Regions from separate parts of the Homo sapiens genome. Here region 1 is linked to region 2. A link is a loop called in an ENCODE intact Hi-C map of the cell type or tissue named here. Cell type or tissue: prostate gland. All regions are shown on one strand. Links, peaks and the distances in the headings refer to the core of each region. The heading gives the core; the rest is flanking DNA.

Region 1 (8,205 bases), core at 1,524-5,523, 140 kb after region 2:
TGTAATTGTTTAATTAAAACCTTGGTTTTCTAATTGCAGTCTAAACACAAGCGCCTTTTGTTAATGAAAGGCAACCTCTGTGCTTGGTGTTCTCATACACGGCCTTTCTTTTCCACTGTTTTCAACTAGAAAATCGACATTTAAGTTCCCACCACGGGGAAGGTGGCAGTTGGCGTTTCTTGCCATTGGGGGAGATGTTCCACAATCCCTTTTGTCAGTCCTTGTCAACAACTTATCTAGGCTGCAGTTGCCTTTCTGATTTCCTATTGCAATGAGTCAAATTTGTAAGCTTCTTCACGTGCTGGAATAATTGGAAAGCCAGAGAAGGACCCCTGCGTTTCTCTGGCGCGAGCATTATTTTCCATATTCCTGGTGCAGGGTATTGAAATAGATATATTTTAATGTTTGCTTTTTAAAGGGGAAGGTTTCTCTCGATTTCCAGATGAATCTTGGAACCTTTCTTTCACTCCTCCCTCTGCTGAGGTGATAAGAGCTGGCTCAGAGGATATACTGAGAATGAATCCGTTTTCGTTCCTCTGTCTCTGCAGAATGAATTAGAATTTGCCTGATTTAATAAAATGGCTTCATCTGCCTGCCATCTTTTCCATCTCCAGAGTATTTCTTCCTTAGTGGCCTGCCCTTCTATAATGGGTCTCAGCTCCATATCTCCTTATTACAGGCTGGTGGTTTCATATGTAATGCATTCACTCATGCTCTCACACACACACTGTTTCACACGCGTGCACGCGCTCCAGCGTTGGGGGATCCTGATGGCTGAAGGTGTGGAAATTTGTCACCAGATCTCATTTTCCCCATTGTCAGGCATGATGGTTATAATTGATGAGGTTGGTGCAATTTGCCATCCATCTGCCATTAACCCCAGCCTTGTGGAGTTGACGTGACCACAATGTAGAATATATTTTGGGAGAAGAGGGAGAGGTTGAAGATGGGGAATTGCAGCATAAATCTTCTCAATCTGCCCCAGCCCTCTCTCTGTTTAATTGGAACGTATTTATCTCTGCGTACAGTAGAGTATTTTGCTATCTCCCCATTGCCCTCAGATGGACTGATAGGAGTTTGTTGTTTGAATTTGGAATGTTTTTTCCATTTGACACCCCCCCCCCACCCACCAATTTGTGTTTTAATTTCTATTTCCTAGGTTGATTTTTTTTTTCTTTCCATTTTGACACTAATTATGCCAGCCGCATTGGGAGTGCGCACTGCTGGGAGGTACCCAGCTAAGTGTTAAGAAGGGTTTTAAAAACAGGCTGAACTCCCTCTTAATGAGGCTCAATCGGGCTCTCCTCCGGGTGGTTTTGTTTTGCTGATCTGTCAGTTTTTCAAGGATTTAATTGCACTTTTTTCATATTAGTCTTTGAAATTGGCCTATCCAATCTTGCTATAAAATACATTTTTTAAAAAAGCAAAAAGTTTGTGGTTTGTCCCTCCCCCCTTATTGTTTGGGAATTTTTACTTTTTGCTCTCATTTGTCCAGGACCATCTTCTGCCAGTCGTTCTTGGGACCCAGAAATAGTGAAGAGCCAGAATGGGAGTGGCAGGAGGGGCCTTGGAGAGCCCGGATTTGTAGGCCTCAGAGGGAGTTTCCCCATTCTTTAAGCCTTCCCTCTTTAGGGCTTTAGTAATGCAGCTTGGCTTATATCTCCTCTTCCAGATTTGCTCTTGATCAAGGGCAGGGAGAGACTCGCACACAACCGCCATTTCTTTCGGTATAGAAGTGACAGATTCCATAAAGTGGTGCCAGGCCGGCTAACCACTGTCTCGAATCCTCAAACATGGGAGGCAAAGAAAAGGAAAAGTCCAAAAGCTAGAAGGCAAAAGTTAGCAGGCAGGGGAGGGAGAGAAGCAAGGCCATATCCTTTATGCTAGTATCTTTATGGCATAGAAAACATGCTTAGAGCAATCAGCATGAAATTCTTAATTGCTTCGCTTACTTCTGCTCTCCTCATGGGACAGATTGTGCAAATGCTGGAGCTGCCAGGACCCTCATGTTAGCACACTGTCCCTGCTGCATACACTATTTTTAACTAGTGCTTTGTTTTGCAAAGATGCACAAAGCTTTTTCTTTTCTTTTCTTTTCTTTTTTTTTTTTCCTTCTCAAGGATGCTAATAAACAGCGGAGGCCATAAAGAGCTATTCCAGCCACCTTGACAGCAGCTACACTTTATTAGTCTGTGCACCTAGCTCTCTCCTCCTGCCGCTCAGCCTTCTGCTTCCTCTCTTTGGATTTCTTCATTCTCTCCCTTTCAGCATGAGTTTTGGCTTTTAAAAAAAAAATTCTGTGACCAAACCAACTTCCTTTTCTTCCTTCCCCGCCCTCCTGAATCTGATTTGCATCCTTCTACTGCCCTCTCTTCCAATGCCTACCTTCCTCTTTTGAGATTTCCAGTCTCCTCTCATGAGAATGTAAAATCCAAGAACCAGATCTCAGAGATTTCAAAATAAAATAAAAGTAAACTCTGCTTAAAAAACACTTTAGCAGGAAAGCCAGGCTAATTGTAAATCAATGGGTCTTAAAATGCAGCATCGATCTCCAGTTAGAAGTTTGAAGGGGAAAGCAGTAATTACTGCACCAGAAGGTAGTTTTTCCTCTTAGTAAGTTCTGGGCAGAAAGAAGGCTCATTAGGGCAGCACTTCAGAATCTGAGTAATTAGTTTAAAAAGTACTTTTGTGGTGTTATTCCCTTGGCTAGAAATTATTGGAGTCTTCACAGATTTATAGCTCAATTCTGATAAGATTTGATTTCTTATTGTGTTTGGTGGTAGAAGAACCTTGATCATAATCACCCAGGTGAAGATTCAGGGAAGCCTGGATCAGACAGTCTTTTTAGAGTGGGTGGGGTTTAATTCTTTAACAATTCCTGCTATTCATAGTATTGAAGGTGTCCAACTTAGAGCCTTAGCATGGTGGCCCTGTTAGACCACCCAGGGTCAACCTTGTCATCCCTCAGGTGAGCAAACAGAGTCAAAGAGGTGATTTTCTTGTCCAAGTACATGTTGACGTGATGGTTCAATGAGAAAGCTCTGGACATAACACAGCCATCTTATGTTACCTAAAGTGGATCTACTGGAGGGTAAGTTCCATGAGGGCAGGCTTGTGACTCACTTGTCCAGTTGGATCCAGAATGGCTGAAACCTAGGAGGCATGAACGGATAGTTTAACTAATGACTTAGTGAGCAAATAAAGGAATAGAGGACTCTTCTGTTCCAAAGAGAAAGCTTCTAAGCTCTTTTCTTTGGAGGAGAAAACTACCATGGGGAGCGTTCTGTCTGGTTAGGTTATCAACTGCCACTCTTGAGCATTCAACATTACAGAGAACAGAAGTAGCCCCTCTCCCTCTTTTTTTAAAAAAAGGAAACTTTTTATAAAAGGAACTTGGTTTTGCTTCTATGAGGAGTCATCAAGAGATCTTTCTCTTCCCTCATTTTTTACTTAAAAGAAAATATACAACTTAAGCAATACTTTTAAATCATCCATTGTTGCACAGCTGTCTCCATTTTGGGACATTATCTTTTTTGTGCCTGTGTAGTAGTAATAGCCAGTCAAATGTATGTGAGAGTGTTTTGTCCACTTAAGAGATGTGAAGTTCTTAAATTCTTCCTGGAAAGTTTCAGTTATCTGTGCTGTTTCTCAAGGGAGGCTCTCTGAGGAGTGCGCTCCACTTTTAATCTAGAAATAGACATCAGATAGAGCGGTGGTTTGTAAAATTTTATTAGCGGAGCCCTCTTTTAGAAAAAAAATGCAAACGAATTTGGACCTAGTATATAAACAATGTTTCAAAAGGCTTGAAAACTATAGTTATTTTAGGAGTTCAGATTTTTAACATTTACTTATTAAGTTAAAAAATTAGAACAAAACAGAGTTGATCAACAGATCAAAATTAAGAATTGTGGAAGGTAGTTAAATAGTATCAACTAAGCTTCTGTTTTGTTTCTATATTTTGTTTTAGACAATTTCTGTATAATCCTCTTTCATACAGAAGTAGTTCCAAACAGGACTGGTTTTAATAGCCTGCCTTGCAATCCCAGAAGAGTCTTCCATTAAGTGAAAATGGCAGAAGTTTTATGCTAAAGTCTACGCAAAAGCTGTTTAACTTGGCCACGTAACTAGTTCACCTGGCCGCCAGTGTGTTAAATTTTGGCATATATCACATTTGAGCATGCCTTATTATTACAGCATTTTAAATGAAATTGAGGCCAGGTGCGGTGGCTCACACCTGTAATCTCAGCACTTTGGGAGGCTGGGGTGGGCAGATCACTTGGGGTCAGGAGTTTGAGACCAGCCTGGCCAACATGGTGAAACCCCGTCTCTATTAAAAATACAAAAATTAGCCGTGGTGGTAGGGGCCTGTAATCCCAGCTACTCGGGAGGCTGAGGCAGGAGAATCTCTTGAACCCGGGAGGCGGAGGTTGCAGTGAGCAGAGCTTGCACCACTGCAGTCCAGCCTGGGCGACAGAGTGAGACTCCATCTTAAAAAAAAAAAAGTGAAATTGGAATCAAAATGTGCAGAACCCTTGTGGTATTTGGGAGCTCCCCAGAGAGGAATTTAGACACCATTATATTAATACTGTAGGAACTCTAGTCAGAAGTACACTGGGACTTTTGCCGTTGCAAGAACCCAAGAGTACTCTCTCTGGAAGACTCGCCGTGGTGTTGAGTGGCTGATGAAGAGCCCCTTGTCGGGGTATCTCCCTGTCACCCACATTGGGTGACCTTTGCATAGAATGTGCAATCCTGTTTCATGTAAAGTCACTTCGTGGATTGCAGAGGTCTTGGCCTCCCCTTGGAGGCCTCTTGTCCCTCTTCTTCCTGGTATCTGTTGGTCCCCACCCTGAGAGTGTAACATCTGGCTGGGGCATCTCTCTCTGGTCCCTGCCCTGTCTGCTCAGGACTCTCCTCTCCTCCGTACTGTGAACATGGAAGTGATGACGTTCCATGTGGAAAAAAATGGCACTTTCTATTTATAAGTGAAAGGAAATATTTCTGCTGTTTATCCTAGAAACCCCGAGCCATGCTTTCAGACGCTGAGAATTATGTCCCTGCACCGCAGCCTCAGTCAGGCTCCTGGGCCCTGTCACCACTTGGCCCAAAGCTACTTTCTCCCCCCAACCCCATCTGCTTCCCACCAGTTTTCGTTGCTTGCACCCCCTCCCCTTGAGTCAAATGTTCCTGCTTGCAGAGTTTATTAATAGCTCTAGCATCATTGAGTAGTGATTTTTCTTCCTTTTTTGATTTATTATTTTTTTTAATTTTAGGCTTTTAGAAACAAATCTGGAATAATATTTCAAGCTGCTCCCATCTGGGGCAAACTCCAGTCAATCCTTTGAGCCCAAAGCACATCTTAGGGGGAGGCATCCTCCACGTTTCCTCCCAAAGCTGTGGGCCTGGCGAGCCCGGCCTCTTTGCTCTGGTGTTAATGCCCTGGTGATCACTGGTCATCAGTAGTCCAGCTCTACCATGGTCCATGGTTCTGTGGACCCACCCTATATCCCCAGTTCCTTGAGCCTCCTCTAATCAATGTCCCTAAAAACTTCTCGCTGCCCAGAGAAATTTTTTCCCCAACTTCGACTCTACAGTGATATAAGTGCTGTTGAAATGATTGACTATGTGTATTTCAACACACATGAAAATAGCACTTGTGTGCACAGATTTACTGCACACTTGGTAGTGACAGTGGGATGGTCGTTCGTCCTGTGGTAAGTCCTTTTCCGTACTGAAGCGTAGGAGTGAAGATGGGCAGGTGATGTTTCCATGTGGGACCTGTGGTCTGAAGTGCTAAGTGAGGTAGACACTGGTGGGTGTGACTTTGTAGGTGTGACAGTAGGTGTGACTGTGGCTTGGGGAGGCTGGGGTCAGGAAGGCTTCCCCAGGGTGGGCAGAGGGCTGATGATGGCTGTGGCTTGTGTTTTCAGGCTGGTCCCATCTGGAGTGTTGTCCCTAGTCCAGTCTGGGGCCTGAATCATTTCTATCAGTGCCTAACCTAGAAACATCTGATTTCTCTAATCCTCTTGTTTGCTCTGACAGTCCCCCGACCGTTCCCACCTTTTCTTTCAGCTTATGTCCCCTGACGTAGCTTAGCACTTTTGTCATCACTGGAACACGGAAAGGTGATTTTCAGATGGAAGGGTAGGTGTGAATTTTTTTTTTTTTTTTTTTTTTTTTTTTTTTTTTTTTTTTTTTTTTTGGTAGGTGAACTCCAAGTGGCAGAGAGCCCACCTGGAAGTCAGCTGAGAGCTGGAGCTCTAAGTAAAGGCACTCTTGACAGGGCTCTGTCTCCTACTCTCGAACAACCAGGGAAGTGAATGGCAGCCGTTGGCCAGGAATTGATTGCATTAATTGATATGCCAATAAGAACGCTTGTTACATCCGCCATTGGTTAGGAGGCCAGCTAACAAGTCCGCTGATCAATGGCACCAATAAAGATTTCATCCATTAATGAGGAACGTGGTAATTAATGTTATCCATAAACCTATTAGCCTGGCTAGCTAATGCACTGGTTAGTGCCATGAGTGGCAGTGTGGAAAGTGGGCAGGGCATGGGTTGGGACTTAGGCAGGATCGTGGGCACCATCTTGGCAGGATCGTGGCCTCATCTTCAGGCAGGTTTATTCCAAACGTAAGCACATTTCAACCTCCTGGCAGAGAGAGAAGTCAGGCTGAGCCGGCTGGGCCCCAGGCTGGAGTATGGCTGAGCCCTGCTTTTGTCCCCCTACCTGCTGGGAGGAGACCAAGCCACGTTTTTCTCTTGCAGCTCCTCTGGCTGCAGAGCTTTCCCACGCAAGTCTCTCAGGGGCTGTTAGGGGCGTAAATGGAATGACTGAGTTCCCGGGTCATTCCAGTCCCAGCTGGGCACACTGTCCCCAGGGACACTCTCCGTCAGTGGCTCACACGCACTGCCCTGTGCTCCTGGAGGGCGGGCGTTGGCCTCTTCTGGGAACCATGAGTGAGTGGTAAAGTAATTAACATCCCCCACCCCCGGGCTTCATTAGGAAGAAAAATTTTGCTAGACGAAAGAAAGAAGGAGAAACAGATGATTTGAAGCTGTGCCTTTTTCCTTCCCCCCTGGTTTTTTGAAATGACATCAGTGGGTTGTTTGCCAAGCATAACCTGGCAGCCCGGCGCTCTGCCTGCCTGCCTGAGATTTCTGGGGACCGTGCAGCTCGCCAGCTCCAGCCGTGGCAGCATGCCAAGGTGACGTTCCGTGACTAAGCAGAAACGAGGGAAAGGGAAAGAGGGAGGAAGAAGGTATGTGTGGTTGGGGAGCTGGGGGAGAGAGTGGTCCTGGGTCTGGGCGTGGCATGGGGAGATGAGGAGGCATGTCTGGGGGCATCTGATCAGGAGGGCGGGCAAGAGGGGCAGGCACTGGCAGGCCAGGAGGTGTTCCAGTGGCATAGGGGGTGGGAGGGGGGGCACAGGGTGATGGCCGCAGACCCAGCCTGGGAGGCCGCCGAAGGGGTCTGACTTAGGAGGGAACCAAATGAGCCACAGTGAAGGTGACAGCCCAGAGGGCCTGGAACTGTTGAGGAGGAGGCTTAGGAAGCTTTTATCAGCATCAGGCCTGATACTCCACAGCGGAGTTTCCTTTGCATTGTTAGGTATTGACCCTCAGAGACCCCTTGTGGATTCCCTAATTGAAAATTAATACTAGATCAATGCCATGGGCAATTTGCATATTGATCATAAACAACTTTGAAGGCACCGAGTGTGCGGCAGATCAATAGGGCTCGTGAATAGGCTGCAGAGGGAGCACCTCCCAGTACAATGCGCTCCGAGAAAGGTTAATGATTTAGGAAGTTCCTAACTGCTTAGCGCAGGGAACAGCCCCCACACCACACAGCATCCCCAAGAGCAATTAGTGCCAGGCCTGAGCGCCTGCCCTCCATTCCCCCTCAGCACCCCCATCCCCAGGAGCGGAGGGAGGGCCACTGTGCTGGTGTGAGGCAAGGGGCTGGCGACCTGTGTTTTTACAGTTGCCTTTTTTGGTGATGGATGAAGTCTTGGGGCAGTTTATTCTGGGAAGCTACTGTAAAAGGCAGCAGCTAAGTTCAGGCTCCAATCATTGTCCTGACCCCTTCCCCAAAACACAGTTCTCCTGATGATGTGAATGGAATGAGATGGAGGAGGGGAGGAGCCTGGCTGCACCCAGCCTCCTCCCCCTCGGGCTTCAGATCAATGTGGAACCTACATT
Region 2 (8,205 bases), core at 2,699-6,698:
GAGCCGAGTGCCAGACATTGCCACAACCCTAGGAAATGAGTTAGGAAAAAAATGGAAAGCAGAGTCCTCCCACTAGAACAAGCTGAGCTTTGTGCAGAACAGGCTCCAAATATGAAAAGACCATTGTTCCCGGATGGCTTTTTAATTCATGCTCACCACTCACACCCATCAGCTCGCCAAGAAGAGGCGCCTCCTTCCTTCCTTTCACCGCGTGCCCTTCGTCCCTCCCTCCTCTCTCCAGTGCCCTGGGGACAGGTCGAGGGACCCTGGGGGATGGGAGGATGCCGAGCCTGGTGTTGACAGACAGTGGTGCCTGCTCTGTTCTTCTGCCCGGGATACTTACTCGGGTGGGCCCTCCACCTGTTGGAGAGCAGCTCTCTGCATTTCTAGGTTCGGAAGCCAGCCCTGTCCCCATGGGGCTCCGGGAACAAAGCCCAGTGTCAGCCCATTCCAGTCTTTCCTTCAAAACTCTGTGCACACCTTCTCTTGCCTGCAGCCAAAGCGACAAGCCAGAAGTGAACTGTTTTCTGTATGTTTCCATTTTCCCCGGGTTGCCCTGCTCTTAGAGCTGAATCTGGATGGATGAGCCTGCAGAAGCTTTCAGCTTGCCAGTGTCCTCCACTCCACCAGATAGGGCAGGTGCAGCTGCTGAGCGGAGAGAGTGAAGTATGTACTTATGGTGTGAAGAAAATTGACTGATTCAAGAGTTGCTGCCAAAGTGTGTGTGGTCTCGTGGGCTCAGGTGAGACCCCTGCCCACGCTGGCATCGAAGGCTGTCCCATGTCTGACTTGTATCGTGCCCAATAGGATGGGGTCCTGACAGCTCTCAGGATAGATGGGTCACCCCTGAGCCAATCCTGCCCAGATCTGGACTGAGCCTGCGAAGTTTTCTGGTTAGCGGTTGCTGTGAGCATGCCTCCAAAGTTTATGCCCTGTGGACATTTTTCTTCTGCTTATAGTGATTCCCAAGCCTGTGGATTTGTCCTGTGTTTGTTTGTGCCTTAAGATTTTCCAGGTATCCAGGCATGTTGGCTCATGCCTGTAATCCCAGCACTTTGGGAGGCTGAGGTGGGAGGATCACTTGAGGTCAGGAGTTCGAGACCAGCCTGGCCAACATGCGAAACCCTGTATCTACTAAAAATACAAAAATTAGCCGGGTGTGGCGGCATGTGCCTATAATCCCAGCTACTCAGGAGGCTGAGGCAGGAGAATTGCTTGAACCTGGGAACCTGAGAGGCGGAGGTTGCAGTGAGGGAAGATGGTGCCACTGCACTCCAGCCTAGGCGACAGAGCGGGACTTTGTCTCAAAACAAAAAAACAAAAGATTGTGTAGGCACCACCTCAGTTGATTATTCTGTGTAATCTCATGTCTGTAGCGTACATGTGACTAGGGCAGAAATAATTCAGAATAATCTCAGATTAGGTCAAAATGGAAGTCTCCTGTTTAAGAATGAGGAGATGTTTATGTGGCTACTACAGAGTTAACCACATGTCATTGCAAAGACAGTGAGTTTTCAAGTTAAAGGGTTATGAGGATTTTAAATTAAGAAACCCCAGGGGTCTAGTTTAATGGTGGACAAGCCCCAGAGAGACGATCTGATGGACCAGATAAGTTGTACACAATTCTGTGAAAATCTGTTAACTCCAGGCCCGGGCAGCTTAACTTCTTGACATGTCACCCAAATATAATTGTTAATGCCGTGGGAAAGAGTCTTGAGCAGCGGTAAGTTCTGTAAAGTCTGTGAGTGAGAACTACAAGCATGAATTATTACAGTGGGGCCAGATCAGAGTTATGTTTTAGGTTCTCATGATTAGAGGAAGCCAGGGTTTTACATTACTGCAGTATGTGGCCCCTAAGCACCCGAAATGTGGCTGGTTCGCCCTGAGCCATACTGTGAGTGTGGAACACATACCAGTTTTCCCAGGCTTAGTAGGAAAACAAGGGGAAACTGTCTTAATAAAACCTAGATCGATTACGTTTGAAATAATGTGTAGACAGATTCGGTTAAATAAGACATATTACAATGAATTTCACCTGTTTCTTTTTTCCCCTTATTAGTATTATTATTTTTTGAGACAGAGTCTCAGTCTGTTGCCCAGGCTGGAGTGTGGTGGCATGATCTTGGCTCACTACAAACTCTGCCTCCTGGATTCAAGCAATTCTTGTGCCTCAGCCTCCTGAGCAGCTGGGATTACAGGCATGCACCACCACACCTGGTTAATTTTTGTATTTTTAGTAGAGATGGGGTTTCACCATGTTGGCCAGGCTGGTCTCAAACTCCCGACCTCAGGTAATCTGCCTGCCTTGGCCTCCCAAAGTGCTGAGATTATAGGTGTGAGCCACCGCACCTAGCCTTGAATTATTTTTTTGTTTTTATGTTTTCATTTTTGTTGTTTGGACAGGGTCTTGCTTTAAATCACGGGAGTACAGTGGTGCAATCATGGCTCACTGCAGCCTCCACCTCCCAGGCTCAAGCAATTCTCCTATCCCAGCCTCCTGAGTAGCTGGGACCAGAGGTGCACACCATCACACCCAGCTAATTTTTTTCTTTTTTTGTAGAGATAGGCTTTCCCTGTGTTGCCCAGGCTGGTCTTGGAACTCCTGGGCTCAAGCGATCTTGCCGCCTCGGCCTCCCAAAGTGTCAGGATTGCAGCTGTGAGCCACTGCACCAGGCCCCTCCCCTTTTTTAACATGGATACTGGGAAATTTAAAGTTCATAGATAGGTGGTTCCCCTTTTAGATGAAGGATTTACATGAAAGATGGTTAAAGAAGGAAGAGCCATAGATGTGTGGGTTATGATTCTGGCCAGTGAACTTTGTGGAAAGTCAAACCTGGCTCCAGTGGGGAGTGCTGTGAATAAGTCTGGGGGGAGATGATCTGTATTTGCTTTTCAGATTACCCCACCTTAGACAGAACTTTGTCAGATTGTGTCCCACTGGCTGTGATCTGACTGGAAAGTGAGGAGACAGATGTGTAGCGAGAAGACTGAGTCGCTGCCTCCTTGGTGAGGCAGAGGCAATGGGGCTTCACCCTGGGGAACCCTTGAGGGCAAGGGTGGTTACTCAAGACTTGGAACAGCCCTCTTGAGTAAAGAACTCTATTGCTCAACTGTGGGACCTTTAAAGGAAGGCAGCTGTTGCTCAAACAGAGACGTCTGGACCCTCAGAATCCGGTTGTTCAAGTTTCACAGCCCATATGCAAGACAGCACCATTGAATTCTCCAGTGGGATGGAGACCGCCATGATATGCAAGACAGATCTTACCCCGCCAGTGACAGATGGGAGCGATAGAGCAGATTCCCACAGAACCTGTTTGTGAAGCTGCAGGAACACTTGTGCAGTGTGCCCTTATAGAAAAGTTAGATTTCTGTTTGTGATTTCCTTTCTCAGGGTTGGTTTGGGAGGGTCTGTTTTTGAGCCGGGCCCAACGGTTCTCTTTCCGGAGCACCAGGATCTTGCGCTTCTGCCCAGAAGCTGGGTAGCTTTCTTGGCCACACTGAATGTCCAGCCTTACTCTTGGCTTTTACCAGTTTAGGGGTCAAGGGTTGACCATACCAGTTGTCAGTAGTAATACCTAGAGGGCTAGCAAAACGAGGCTGACCTTAAGCTTCTTTTAAGTTTGTCTTTTCTTTGTGATCCTGGATCCGGAGTACTGGTCAGACCAGTCCATATCTGGCTGATTATTATCAACAAAGTAAACTTAACTCTGTGGCCAGAAACAGTCCTTAGCATCCAGCAGCTTAGGTTTACCAGGTGAAACTGCCAGAACTCCGTGGTTGGATTGCACTCAGGGCAGGGCCTGGTAATGCAAGGAGTTGCACAGGCGGGGTTCCCACGCCCCCAGCCCCTCCCCGCCTTGTAGGCTCACAACCAGTTATGGAATTTATCTTGTTATTAGGTTTGTCTCTTTTTGTAGAGAGTTGATGGATAGTTGTTAGCATTTTGGTGCTTAAGGATGTCTGGATAACTGCATGGGTTATAGATTCTAGCCCTTTATTGAGGACCAGCTTCTTGGCTGCTTGGTGCTCTGGCTCTGGGCACACTGGTTTACAGAAGATGAGAAGACACAGTCTCTGCTGATAAGAAAATCATGCTTAGTTGGACTGATCATTGTCCATGCAAATAAGTATCTACACTGAGGGGCTTAGGAGAAGCAAAAGAACGAATTAATTAATTAATTTATTTATTTTATGTTGGAGTCTTGCTCTGTCACCAGGCTGGAGTGCAGTGGCACGAGCTCAGCTCACTCCAATCTCAGCCTCCCAGGTTCAAGTGATTCTTCTGCCTGAGCCTCCTGAGTAGCTGAGATTACAGGTGCCCGCCACCATGCCCGGCTCGTGTGTGTGTGTGTGTGTGTGTGTGTGTTTAGTAGAGACAGGGTTTTACTGTGTTGGCCAGGCTGGTCTGGAACTCCTGACCTCAGGTGATCCACCCGCCTTGGTGTCCCAAAGTGTTGGGATTACAGACGTGAGCCACCGCACCTGGCAGTAAAAGAACGTATGAATATGCCTTCATAATTACCAAGATAGGACAGTGCCTCCTGAGCAGAACATCGAGAAATTCTGGAGCCTAAGGCCCTGGGCAGCTGGAAAATACCGACGTTTATTTGTGTTTTCAATTGGCGCTGTTCTCATATGTGCTCATTTGACCCTCTTAATAATCTTAGAAGTCATTTGGCCAGGCCCAGAGCTTTCCTTTGTTGATGGTGAAACGCTGAGGCCCTGTGAAGTTGCATGATTGGCCCAAGGTCTTGCAGCTAGGGAGTGGCAGGACCCAGCGCGGGGTTTGTGGGCGGATTCCCGTGTTCTTGCTGCACACCATGCCACATCCATGGCTTAAGCCTCTGCAGGAGCTTGGAGAGCTCTGAGGACTGACAGCCTTTGTGTTTCATATTAGGGGAATTTGGGGCCTGGTCTTGGGGAGAGCAATATGACCGCTGTAGTTGTAGTTGTGATCGGAGGGACAAAGAAGGTGTCCATCAGAGAGGTTTGTGCCAGCGGTTTAATTTCCTTTATTTCAGGACTGGAAGTTATTTAAATTACTTTATAGACTTCCTGTTTCCTTCCAAGAGCTCATTAAGTCCGTGCTGAACTGCTTGCTGGGTTGCCATAATGGAGTGCCTGGATCTGCAGTTCCCGTTCCGTCCTCCAGGGCACCCAGATTGGAGAGGCACGGGCGAAGAGTGGAGGGGAAAGTTTGAACAGCTTGTTTATGGTGACCCCTTTAATTGACATGCCATTAGGACTCGACATTTATTATTTTCCTCAAGGATAAAGCGTGCCCTGGACTCTGGACTCTGTAGAATATTTTCTGAAATGTGTTAATTTCACCATCCCATTTTGGAGAAGGGGCAGGCACCTCTCATCTGGCTGTAGGAGTGGGAACCCTGTCTACATTTTTGGTGATTGGAGTGCAGCATTGGACTAAATGGGGCGTTAGGAGCAGATTACGGGGAAGGCTGAGGATTCCCCTGGTGATCAGGAAAACACATTGGTGTAATTGGATTACCTTAACCCTTCATTTAACTTGATGGGAATGCTTTCAAACAGGGGTTCCGGAATATTGCTACAGCTTTTCAACCCTGTCCACAGGCAGCTCTTGAAGAGATGTGCATTTGACTAGATGATTTACCTTGAAACCTGCCAAGAGAATAATTTTAGGAAACACCCCCGCCCCTTGTGCCTCTTTAATTGTTCCGTCAGGAGGAACCTTGGTGCTGAGCACTGGTTCTGTTGAGAAGTGCTAATTAGAAATAATAGCTACAACAAACAAGTGTTAGGAGGCAGCCTAAGTGATGTCAACATCAAGAAGCTGTCATTGGCTCCCTGCAGATGTGCGGGCCAGCTGTGAGGCAGGGGAGCCTGCTGCTCCCTGCCATCCACCTGGGGAAAGGTAGAGGAGGTAGGAGTCGGATAGGCTGCCATAGCCAGGCCCCCTTGGCTCGATGACTTTTGTTCCTTGGTTTGAGGTTCTGTTAATGCACTCTAAGTCCCATTGGTACTCAATATGGACTCAATTTCAGCTGGTCCAGAAAGTCTTGGGGGAATCCCAGAAATGGCACCTGGGGGCTTGGGGAGGGGAAGTCATTCCATCCCAGGAGGCAGACAAGAATCCTTCTGAAGGTGGAAGTAATACAGCGACTTAAATATAACCTGAGCCAGACTTGCATGTCTAAGTGAATGCTGAGTCTTAAATATTCATTTACAATGTTAAAGTCTATAATTTCTTCATAAAGAATTCTAAAATAATAAAGATGACCTGGTAGGCAAAATTCACTTGTATTTTCTAAAAGCTTTTGATAAGGTCCCTTATAAAAGATTAAGAGAGAACAAAACCACAGTGTGGCACAAAGTCCTTGTTGTGGATTAAAAAATGATTAAGTGATAGGGAACAGAAGAATTCTGGTGGAGACCCACTGCTTGTAGCGGGGAGAGGTTAATAGAGGGGTGTCTGAGAAATCTGTCGTCGGGGCTGGAGTTATTAAGTATATTAATTGTTTGGAGAAGGAAATGGAGGGTGAATTAGTGCACTCGGCTGCTGCTACCCTGGTTTTTATAACTGGATTCAACCCAGAGAGTCTCTACAGCCCCGAATGCATTGGGGGATCGGGCAGCACAGTGGCAGAGGAAATGAAGTTTGAAGACGTCTAGGGTGTAATTCAGGTTGGCAGAAAGTCTGGTCCACGTGGGAAAGCTACCATGCCCCCTGAACTTGCCGCCTCTCCTGAGGACAGAGGTTCAGGAGTTATCGTGAGCAAACAGCAGTTCAGTGAAGTGACTTTTTAAGTACAAAACAGATAAAGGAAATTGGAGTGGGGAGTGGTGGGCTTGAAAAATAAAGGGTTTTCTTAGGAAGGATGAAACAGGCGCTGCTGTGCTGTTGGGCATCGCTTGTTGTCCTGTTAGAGTGAGGAGGGATGATTCTTTTCGTCTGACAATGTTCTTTTTTGTGCAGTTTTAGGTATTTTTAGAGTCATGAGGAGGGCAGCTGCTCTATTTGGAAGTGCTCACATCTTTATTTCTCAATGGGGATTTTGCACGTTATTCTGAAACATGTTAATACATGTAGGCAGCTAACGGTAGGGGGGCCTGTGGACAGGTCTGGTGGAATCACCAAATCATAGCAGATGATACTACGGATCTCTTAGCATAGACCACATGGCCTGGCATCTAGAATCTTGTGATGCGAACAGTGGGCCATACAGGGTGCTTGGGTGAGGAGTGATTTTGGTTGAGTGGGTGATAGGAGCAGGCAGCCAGGCTGGCCAGCCAGGCCGGGGGACCTGTCTTCATGTGTCCTGCCTTTTTGCAGTTCTTGTTTTTTTTGTTTGTTTGTTTGAGATGGAGACTAGCTCTGTCACCCAGGCTGGGGTGCAGTGGTGCGATCTCGGCTCACCACAGCCTCCACCTCCCAGGTTCAAGCGATTCTCCTGCCTCAGCCTGGGAGTAGCTGGGATTACAGGCGCCTAGCGCCATGCCCGGCTAATTTTTCTATTTTTAGTAGAGATGGGGTCTCACCATGTTGGCCAGGCTGGTCTCAAACTCCTGACCTCAGGTGATCCACCCGTCTCAGCCTCCCAGAGTGCTAGGATTATAGGCAGGGGCCATCGCGCCTGGCCTTTCTGCAGTTTTTGATGCCCCTCGAAGGCTCTTTGGTGCCTTCCTTCCGCGGCTGGAATGAGTTTCGTGTGCACGGCCATCCACCTTGAGAGGTTGTACCTTTCTGAATGGGCTGTTCCAAGCAAGCCATACATTTCTTTCTTGGTCAGTCTCCTTTATTTGCTAATTTCCTTTTGCTGTCTGTCTCTTTACATGGGTGCCACTTTAATTAAGACCTAGAGAAGTGCTGGCCTCCATGAGAAATGTGGCTGAGTCCCCTCTTTTGGCTGTGAGTAAATGCCTTTGTGTGGGTTGGGATCCCTAGGAGGCACCCCCCTAGGGAATTTTTGCAATCTTGGCCGAGCATAGTTAGAAGCTGCAATTACTACTTGGTTGCTAATTACCCAGCCTCACATTAGATCCGTTTACAGGGAGAGCTTGGAGCCTGTCAGCAAAGGTCAGCCGGAGGTCCTCTCACTAAACAGCCCTCTTGTGATAGCTGTTGGAGGGGAAAGGCATTAATGGGGGAAGGCAGGGAAGCTGGCTCTGGGCTGTAGGATCCTCGCTGTGGGGGATGGGAGAGGCAGAAGTGCTGTTGATGGCTGC

What was found. Peaks named below come from ENCODE experiments on the same cell type or tissue, not always from the same donor. Only the 100,000 strongest peaks of a DNase experiment are listed, where the experiment ranks them.
Region 1: a loop joins it to region 2, with 2.5 times the contacts of the local background. A loop is called at or near these places in 5 of 110 quality-filtered maps.

Annotation. Positions count from the first base shown.
Region 1 is chr16:72,847,858-72,856,062 of GRCh38, reverse strand. All of the region lies in intron 4 of ZFHX3 (zinc finger homeobox 3), which reads left to right. Among named protein-coding and RNA genes, the nearest start is that of ZFHX3-AS1, 190 kb to the right of the region's middle. In prostate gland, for the core only: no CTCF peak of the experiment used is centred there; no DNase peak of the experiment used is centred there; H3K27ac peaks cover 343 bases.
Region 2 is chr16:72,992,269-73,000,473 of GRCh38, reverse strand. All of the region lies in intron 1 of ZFHX3 (zinc finger homeobox 3), which reads left to right. Among named protein-coding and RNA genes, the nearest start is that of ZFHX3, 52 kb to the left of the region's middle. In prostate gland, for the core only: a CTCF peak has its summit at 5,134; DNase peaks (open chromatin) are centred at 3,203 and 3,743; H3K27ac peaks cover 4,000 bases.